Linked DNA regions of Mus musculus: region 2 is linked to region 1. A link is a contact called in ENCODE POLR2A ChIA-PET data. All regions are on one chromosome and are shown on one strand. The core of a region is the stretch at or near the end of the contact, and the rest is flanking DNA. Distances in the headings are between cores, read along the strand shown.

Region 1 (4,374 bases), core at 812-3,311:
GCAATTAAAACATGGTATGGCTTCCAGTGGGGTTAATCATAGCTGCGTCCATAGAGGTGCCTTTCTCTGAGGATCTTCAAACCCTCACTAGGCATGATCTCACTCTTCATCTGGGACCCCCTCCCTGGAACACCACCAAGAAGCTGGGGCCAAGCACAGACTGACTGAACAGAGGGTGAGGGACGTGCCGGAAAAGGCCCAGGTCACTGCCACCCACTCTGGGTGGTGGGTGAGTGTTTGTTCTGGCAGAGAATAGGGACCTTCATTCAATGTTCAGAGAGGCCAGCCTGCCATGAGCCAAGGGCTCCTAAACATTGTGTCAAGACCGACCATGCCAGGGCCTGCCCCAGAACCCACATTTAGCATGGTAGAATGATGTCTCTGGCATGGGTACTTTGCCAAACCCATCCGATGGCCTTCTAGTTGAGTAGCTACTGCAGGCACACCTCCACACAGCAGAGTGCCTTGAATGGGTGAGTTAGGAGACCCCAAGCCACTGGGACAGCAGGGAAGGGTAAAGGACCTGGTGAGAATGCTGTGTGGCATGGGGCCAGACCAGGGATTCGGGATTTCTCTGGAAGAGCCTGAGCCAAACTGCAGACATTTTTAAGGAAAAGTGACCTTCTTGGATAGGTGATTGTGACAGGGCTGAGTGTGGTCAGAGGAAGGAGACACAGGCTAGACCCATCCAGGCTGGAGGCTAGGAACTGAAGCTGAGGACAAAACTGTAGGAGAGACATTCTGTGTGGGAGCCTGCGGCCAGGGGGAAGTGAGAGATACAGAGGAGGAGAAGGTTGCTGGAGAGTGGGTGGGAGCAAGCACCGGGAGCAAGGAGGGACCCACATGGCATTGCCAAGACACTGCAGAGCCTGCAGTCTTGAAGACAGAAGCCCGCTGACATCCCTCCACCCTCCCCTGCCAGCTAATCGACCAGCTGTTGTTGTTTCCGCGGCCTCATTCCTCCCCCTAGAGGCTCCTGGAAGTACAGCCATTTCCTCCTAAAGCGAATGGGGCGTAGTTTCCCAAAAGTCTCATCCCTTCAGTCTCCACTTCCAAGGTCAAATCCCTGGACACATCCGCAGTCAGGCACGTGATTCCCCTAGAAACCAGGGAGGGAAAAAAAAAACTAGTCACTGAAGGTAGAGACCGTGCCCAGTTTCGGCATGAGGGGACAAGAAGAGGATTTGCTCAACTGTCTACCCAACATAGCACTACCCTCTAGGGTACTTATCTAAAGTGTGGCCCACTGGAGGCCTTGGCACACCCCCACAAGCTATGTAACTTTGAGTCAGTTTTACCTTTTTAAGACTTAAATTCCACCCAGGTGTGGTAGTGTATCCCTTTAATCCCAGCATTCCTGAGGCAAAGGGAAGTGGATCGCTGAGTTCAAGGCCAGTCTGGTCTACAGAGCTAGTTTCAGGACAGCCAGGACTACACAGAGGAACCCTGTCTCAAAAAACAAAAACAGCAGCACTGCCAACAACAAAACCTTACGTCCTGTAAGTCTCTATCCATCTCAGGTGCTGAACTGAAATTCTTAGCTTGGCCTCATTTCCTGACCAAATCTGTCTTGTATTACAACACTGACTGGTCATCTGAGTAGAGATGGATCTGAGAGTGATTTCAGTTCTAGAAAGCATGGTGTGTGTGTGCAGTGGTTGCTGTTATTTCAAATTCAGGAAGAGTGGTTTGGCTTCTTGGAAGCTCTCTCCACTTCCCCAGACTGAGGTCTATGGGCCATCCTGGGCTTCTACCCTTTTTACCAGCCAATACTTCAGAGGCTGCAGGACCCTGGTCCTTCCTCTACCCTGTCCTGCCCACCCATCTCATGGTTGACTGCTTTGACTAGAAGGCTCACTCCAGAGAAGTGGGGTCCAGGAGTGACCTTTGGCTGAGGCCCTGTTGACCAACAAAAGGGTACCAGCAGGGTCAGAGGCTGGCCCAATACCATCTGCATTAAGATCATGACTCTAGGCAAACTGTTTACCAATGCAGTGAGGGGCCTATTTATAGCCTCAGCTGTTTCTCCAGCTTACCAAGAAGGGGGCAGGGTGGCTCCCCAGAGCAAGGTGCTAGCTGGGACAAGGAACGATTCTCTGCCTAGGTGGCACTGCCCAGACCACTGGACCCCTCATGGCAGGGGAGAGCTTTCCTTTCACATCCTCCACACTGCGTGCTCTCCGCCTGCAGAGAGAGTGGCTGGACTGGGAGGACAGGAGGAGAGCTGCTGCCCAGCAGTGCCGCAGGCACAGGGACCTCCCTTGTCCCCAGGCCCAGCTCCTTAGGCCTCGCCGCTCCTGCCGAGACCCAGCTGTCCACAATGCCCTGTTCTCTGGGGACCTACAGCAGCTCCAAATCCTGTTCCAAGATGAAGACGCTGCCAATATGATTGTGGAGACTGTGAGCAACCAGCTGGCCTGGTCAGCGGAACAGGGTAGGGAACACCACCTAGGAGGACAGAAGAGGGACAGGAGTGGGGGTTGGGAAGGGAAGAAGAATCCATACGCCACTTCTCCGTAAAGAGCCTAGAACGGACCCATAGTCACCCATATTAACTCTTTCCTAAACAGTTGAGGCCAACCACGGTTTTCCTCAAACTCATAGAGATCCACCCGCCTCTGCCTCCTTCATGTTGGGATTAAGGGTGTGAGCCACTATGCCCACCCTCCAAATTTTTTTGGTTTTTTTTTTTTTTTTTCACTATAGCCCTGGCTGTCCTGGAACTCACTTTGTAGACCAGGCTGGCTTCCAACTCAGAGATCTGCCTGCCTCTGCTTCCTAATCTGCTGGGATCAAAGGTGCATCTTACCACCACCTAGCTAAAGTTATATTCTCTCTCTCTCTCTCTCTTTTTAAAGATTTATTTATTTATTATATGTAAGTACACTGTAGCTGACTTCAGTTGCACCAGAAGAGGGCATCAGATCTCATTACCAATGGTTGTGAGCCACCATGTGGTTGCTGGGATTTGAACTCAGTACCTTCAGAAGTAGTCAGTGCTCTTAACCGGCTGAGCTATCTCGCCAGCCTTAAAGTTATATTCTCATATAACACATATACAGATTGTAAATTTTGGCTTTGGTTAATTATATGCACTATATTACTATAGCGTTATATATATGAAAATATACACACATACATATATATCCATGTTTCTCTTACAGTTTCCTGCTATAGTAGACAGTTTTTATGAAACTCATATGCAATTTTTCCTTACCATTACTGACTTTGGGGGTTAGGGAGTGGTGTTGTAGGGAGAAAAGCCAAGCCCCTCCTGCTGAGCCACCCCACCAGCCCCATCTTATTTGGGGGCTAGAGGATTGAACTCTAATTTGAATGCTAATAACCATTGTCTTCGCCACTGTGCTCCGGCCACAGATGGCAAGCTTTTTAAATTTTGAGACAGGGTCTTGTTATTTACCCAGGCTGGCGTTCAATTCATTCCATAGCCCAGGGAGATCTTGTACCTGTGAGCCTTCTGCCTCAGCTTTCCGAGTGACTGGGGTCATGTGCTTGTCCCTTCAGGTCCTGTTCAGTTCATTATTGACAGGTTTGTTTTTGAAACAGGAACACACACTCTTTCTCTCTCTCTCTCTCTTGCTCTCGCTCTCTCGCTCTCTGGGCCAGGCTGGCCTTGAACTTGTGATCTTTCTACCTCCTGCTCCTAAGTGATAGATCGCAACCACACACTTCCACACCTGGCCACATGCAGCATTAGAAGCTGACATTGTTTCATGGGCCATCTTTCCATGTCAGCGACCTTAGGTCTATAGAATACTTGAAAACTGTACAGAGAGACATCTGGACTTATAGAACTACTCTCCAGAGAGAATGGTAGATTTATAATTTTTTTTCTCTTTTTAAAAAAAAAATTAGCTGGGCGTGGTGGCACATGCCTTTGATCCCAGCACTCGGGAGGCAGAGGCAGGCGGATTTCTGAGTTCAAGGCCAGCCTGGTCTACAGTGTGAATTCCAGGACAGTCAGGGCTACACAGAGAAACCCTGTCTCAAAAAACAAAAACAAAAAAACAAAAACAACAACAACAAAAAAAAAATATTGCCAGGCGGTGGTCCCAGCACTTGGGAGGCAGAAGCAGGTGGATTTCCGAGTTCGAGGCCAGCCTGGTCTACAAAGTGAGTTCCAGGACAGCCAGGGCTATACAGAGAAACCCTGTCTTGAAAAAAATATATATTGTTGAGTCTCTGGCCTTTCTTTTAACAAGCAAATGGTATCTTACATTTCAGCTGTAAAATTCTTCAGTGTTAGCTAGGTAGAGAACCCGGCTAGGGCGTCAAAACCACTTACCAGAGCAGAGCATAAACTATCCCCTAGAGTGAGATGTGGGAACATTCTGGTTGTGACCTCTGTCACCC
Region 2 (4,356 bases), core at 1,072-3,571, 160 kb after region 1:
AAGAGTCCAAGTTCAAGGTCTATGTGGGTTATATAGTGAGTTCAAGGCTAGCCTGGAAAACTTAGGGAGACTCCATCTCAAAATAAAAAGTAAAAAAAAAAATAAAAATAAAAATGAAGAGGCTGATCTTCTATGGCAAGATGGGAGGCAGAGTCAAGAAAATCATTTGGAGGCTTAAGGGCCAGGTATCATGAAGCACACAGCGCGCAGAGGCAAAAACAGAGACCTTGCCTTAAAAACAAGGTAAACGCCGGGCGTGGTGGCGCATGCCTTTAGTCCCAGCACTGGGGAGGCAGAGGCAGGCGGATTTCTGAGTTCGAGGCCAGCCTGGTCTACAAAGTGAGTTCCAGGACAGCCAGGGCTATACAGAGAAACCCTGTCTCGAAAAAAACCAAAACCAAAACCAAAACAAACAAACAAACAAACAAGATAAACAAGGTAGGGTGGTGGTGGTGGTATGTGGCTTTGAACCCCAGCACTGAGGAGGCAGAGGCAGGTGGATCTCTCTGTGTTTGAGTCCAGCCTGGTCTATAGAGTGAGTTCCAGGCTAGCCAGAACTCCACAGAGAAACCCTTTCTTGATAAACAAAACCAGGTGGACAGATCGACTGTCCAAATGTTGTTCTGTGAAATATGCGCTCCCTCCTTCAGACGGAAACCAGAACCTCTCGTGTTAGATTAGAGCAATGCCATTAAGCTGTAGCCCCAGAAGTTTGTTCTACCTTTTTATTATTTATTTCAAGCGATTGCGTATGTAAGTCTGGGGGTGCGCTAATGCTATGGTGTGTGTGCAGAAGTCAGAAGTCGTGGTTTCTGGGAGTCATTTCTGTCTTGTGAAACAAAGGAAGCAGGTTTGTTAAGCTTTTACCTGCTCCCCATTTTATTTCCCCTTGAGGCAGTGCTGCGTCTAGGATGTAGCTCAGTTGGTAGCACTTGTAGCTCAGCATGCTCAAGGCCCTAGGTCTAATCCCAGCAGCACAGAAACTAAACACGGCAATCTGCACTTGCAATCGTGGCGCTTGGGAGATGGGGGCAGAAAACTGAGAAGTTCTGTGTCAGCTATCTATCAAGCTGAAGCTCGTCTGGAACACAGGAAACCCTGACTCAGAGGGTGAGCTGCAATGTTGCTGAGTCTGGTTTCCAACTCCTGGGGTTCAGCAGCACCCCTTCCTCAGCCTCCGCAGATGGCTGTGTCTCACTAGAAGCATAAGCAATGGTCTGTTCTGGGGACACCTGTATGAATGTCATGGAACACCTATGCTAACACCATCAGGATGCAGAATGATGCACCAGTCTTACACACTTTCTGGGACTCCAGTGTAAGAAGCCCTCACGGAATTCCACAACCCTGCATGCACTCCTCTCTATGTAAGACTCCCACTGTCCTGAACTGTATGGCTGACCCCCATGGTCTCTATTCACCCACCATAACAATTCCTCGAAGGTGGGGACAGCTGAAACAAGGAAACCCCTTCCATCTCGACAGCCACCAGCCTACTCCACAGGCAGTGCCACACACTTGGCTAATGCCCTTATCTTGAACGTGGCTTTCAACCCTTGCTAGAGGCTGTCTGTAAAGAACAAGATATAAACTACCCAAGGAAAGGATTCACTGTCTTTCCCAATCTAGTTTCAAGTTCCTCTGTCCCACCTTATCAGCCTCTTAAAATTCTTTCAGCTTCAATTTAATGCAGTGCTATCAATATGGATTTAAATCTCTTCTTCCCCCCAGTTTGAGCCAATCTCCTGCCTCCTCCCTACACACATCTACAGTGCCCGGTACTCGCCCTTGAACCTTTATTAGATTTAGTCTAAGCCACTCTCCCCATTCAAACCTGGGGACTATTTATCTTCACCCTCACAACCATCTTCCAACTGGTTTCGAGTCCTTGTCTGCCAGGCGTGAAGAGACAGGAATGTACAAAAGTCCCGATCCAGAAGCAGACACCCTCCAGTAAACGACCTTGAACGCGTGCCCTCAGGGCAGCTCTCCTAACTGTGGGTGCCCTTAGGCATGAGGTGTCTCATCTCTGCAACACTCTGCCGCCAGAACCCAAACCAGCAAGCTCTGCCCTGGGGGAGGCGGGCTATGTTGTCATATGATTCTCTAATCACATGATCCCTAGAAATGGGGTGTGGGGAGAAAGAGGAAAGGGAGGAGGAATGTGAACTGAGTAGAAAAGAAACACAGCATTCCAGGAGAGTCCCGCCTCTACGTAGACAAGTAACCAATGGAAGCCCTGGATCTCCGAGCAATGGCTAATGGAAATTGAGGTGGGCGGGCCATCGTGCGGCCAAGCCCTAGTCCTGGAGCTGACCGCCAGATGCCTCCCAGGGAGCCCGGACCCCGACGCAGGTAGGAGGACCCTCTGCAGACAATCTCCCCGGCTACTGTCCAGAGGTCCAGAGGCCTGACCAGGCTGCCTGTGCAATTGAGGGTCCTCTGGAGTCTCAGCTCAGAGACAAGAGAAGACCTGCCTCTTGAAACTCCCCTAGGGGTTTCTGATGCACTAACGAGGTTGTTTTTTTCTTTTCTTTTTTGGAGGGGTGGGGGCAGTTGTTGTAGAGACACCTCCCCGCACCCCCTCCCCCCCAATAAGAGGCTTCTCTTGCCCAGCATGTCGGAAAGCTGCAGGCCTTTCTCCAGGACAGGAACCACCCCACTCTTGGGCCAGCTCCTCTCTTGTCCGTACTTCCCACCTCTGTCTCCAGGTCCGGCTCTTTCTCTTTCGGACGCTGCAAGTGTTCTCTGCGGCGGCGTGCATTGGGTGGGGATCTCCGGCCCTTGGCCCCCAGAGCTCAAAGGGGTTGCGAGCAGGACCAGGGCGTGATGGCTGAGTCCCTGGGTTGTGTCAGCTTTATTTCCTTTCTTGGGGGGCGAGAGAGCTAATTTCCGCCTCTCCCCGCCACTTTTCCCCCGCTGCCTCTCATCTGGATTGGCTCACCTTTTAGGAAATTCATTTCCCCTCGACACTCAGAGTTGGGGGGTGCCACCTAGTGGAAGATGTCGGAGCTAGGGCTTTGAAAGGCTCCAGTTCTCCCTAGCTGTGTAGTGTAGAGGTGGCCAGGGGCTCACCACTCCCTAGCCCCGTTGAGAGGAACTGGGTCTTCCCTACCCCTTCCTGGTTAGGAGATGGCCTCTGGGATGTTCTTTGAATTAGGTGAAAGGGCACTTGAAAAGACCTAGAGAAGGAAAGAGAAAGATGGCAGATCCTTCTATGTAGCCCAGGCTGGCCTGGGATTCACCTTATAGCCCAAGTTGGCCTGGCACTTGCAACCCTCCTACCTCAGCCTCCCAAATGCTGGGATCAAAAGCATGCCTGCCATGTGTGGGTGGCATTTCCTGTCTTTCATAGCCACCAGTGTCCAGGCAGAGAAGAATTGAGACACAGGGAGCAATTTCTGACATAGAGTGTCACTTCCAGGACTAAAACCCAAGTCTCTGTACCTACTTTTTAAATATTTTATTATTATTATTATTATTATTATTATTATTTTTTTTTTTTTTTTTTTTTTTTGGTTTTTCGAGACAGGGTTTCTCTGTGTAGCCCTGGCTGTCCTGGAACTCACTCTGTAGACCAGGCTGGCCTCAAAACCAGAAATCTGTCTGCCTCTGTCTCCCAAGTGCTGGGATTAAAGGTGTGCACCACCACCGCCCGGCTCCCACCCTGTTTCTATCCTGCTTGGGTCACCTGCCAGAAAAATGCTCTGTCCTGTCCTGTTTGGACCTCTGGCCTCTGGGATTCAGGGTCCTTCTCTGACAATATTCAGGGAGACCAGTTGGCATATGAACCCAGTCCCATATCCCGTCTTTTTTCCCTGACTTGATCCTTAGGCATGGATTTGAAAAGTGAAAGTAATATTATAATTACTGTTTTGCATAGTTGTTGCAGAGAAATACAGTAAGGAGAGGGAGAAAGACTCCCTAGAGGGTCTTTGAATATTGTTGGGTCATTCTGGGTTGCTGGGTAGGCCAGCTGGGCTGGGGAAAGGCTTATTAGGGAAGTGAGAGGCTCGGTTCCTCCTGCTGAGGCAGTGAGGCACTGTGCTGGGTCTTCCCACTTGCAGCTGAGTTTCGGTTTCTGAGGGGGGAGAGACGGAGGCGGTCCGTTTGAGGTGCCCTGGTGATGTCGGGAAGGGCTCACCATGAAGTTAGCTTTAAGGCTGATCCAGTCTCTGTGTCCCCTTCCCTTGGGTGGGGTGGGGGGACAGTTGTGGGTAGGCGGTGGCTGGCCCATAGGGAAGCCAGACCAGACCCCACTGACCACTGCACTTCTGTTTTTACAACTTTCTCCACTGCTCGGTTTCCCATATGATCATGTGACTGATGACTGTCCCTCTCCATCCCCCAAGGCTT

What was found. ChIA-PET counts read pairs that join two places held with the same protein, here RNA polymerase II (POLR2A).
Region 2: POLR2A ChIA-PET joins it to region 1 with 13 read pairs in embryonic stem cell. The contact joins the promoter of Grn here to the promoter of Asb16 in region 1. POLR2A ChIA-PET finds 5 or more read pairs at or near these places in 4 of 5 experiments (Patski and embryonic stem cell).

What each region holds. Positions count from the first base shown.
Region 1 is chr11:102,266,690-102,271,063 of GRCm38, forward strand. It overlaps Asb16 (ankyrin repeat and SOCS box-containing 16), which reads left to right and starts at 2,062. Exons shown (of 5, transcript NM_148953.3): 1 at 2,062-2,434. The coding sequence starts at 2,134.
Region 2 is chr11:102,428,186-102,432,541 of GRCm38, forward strand. Grn (granulin) reads left to right here and starts at 2,322. Exons shown (of 13, transcript NM_008175.5): 1 at 2,322-2,355.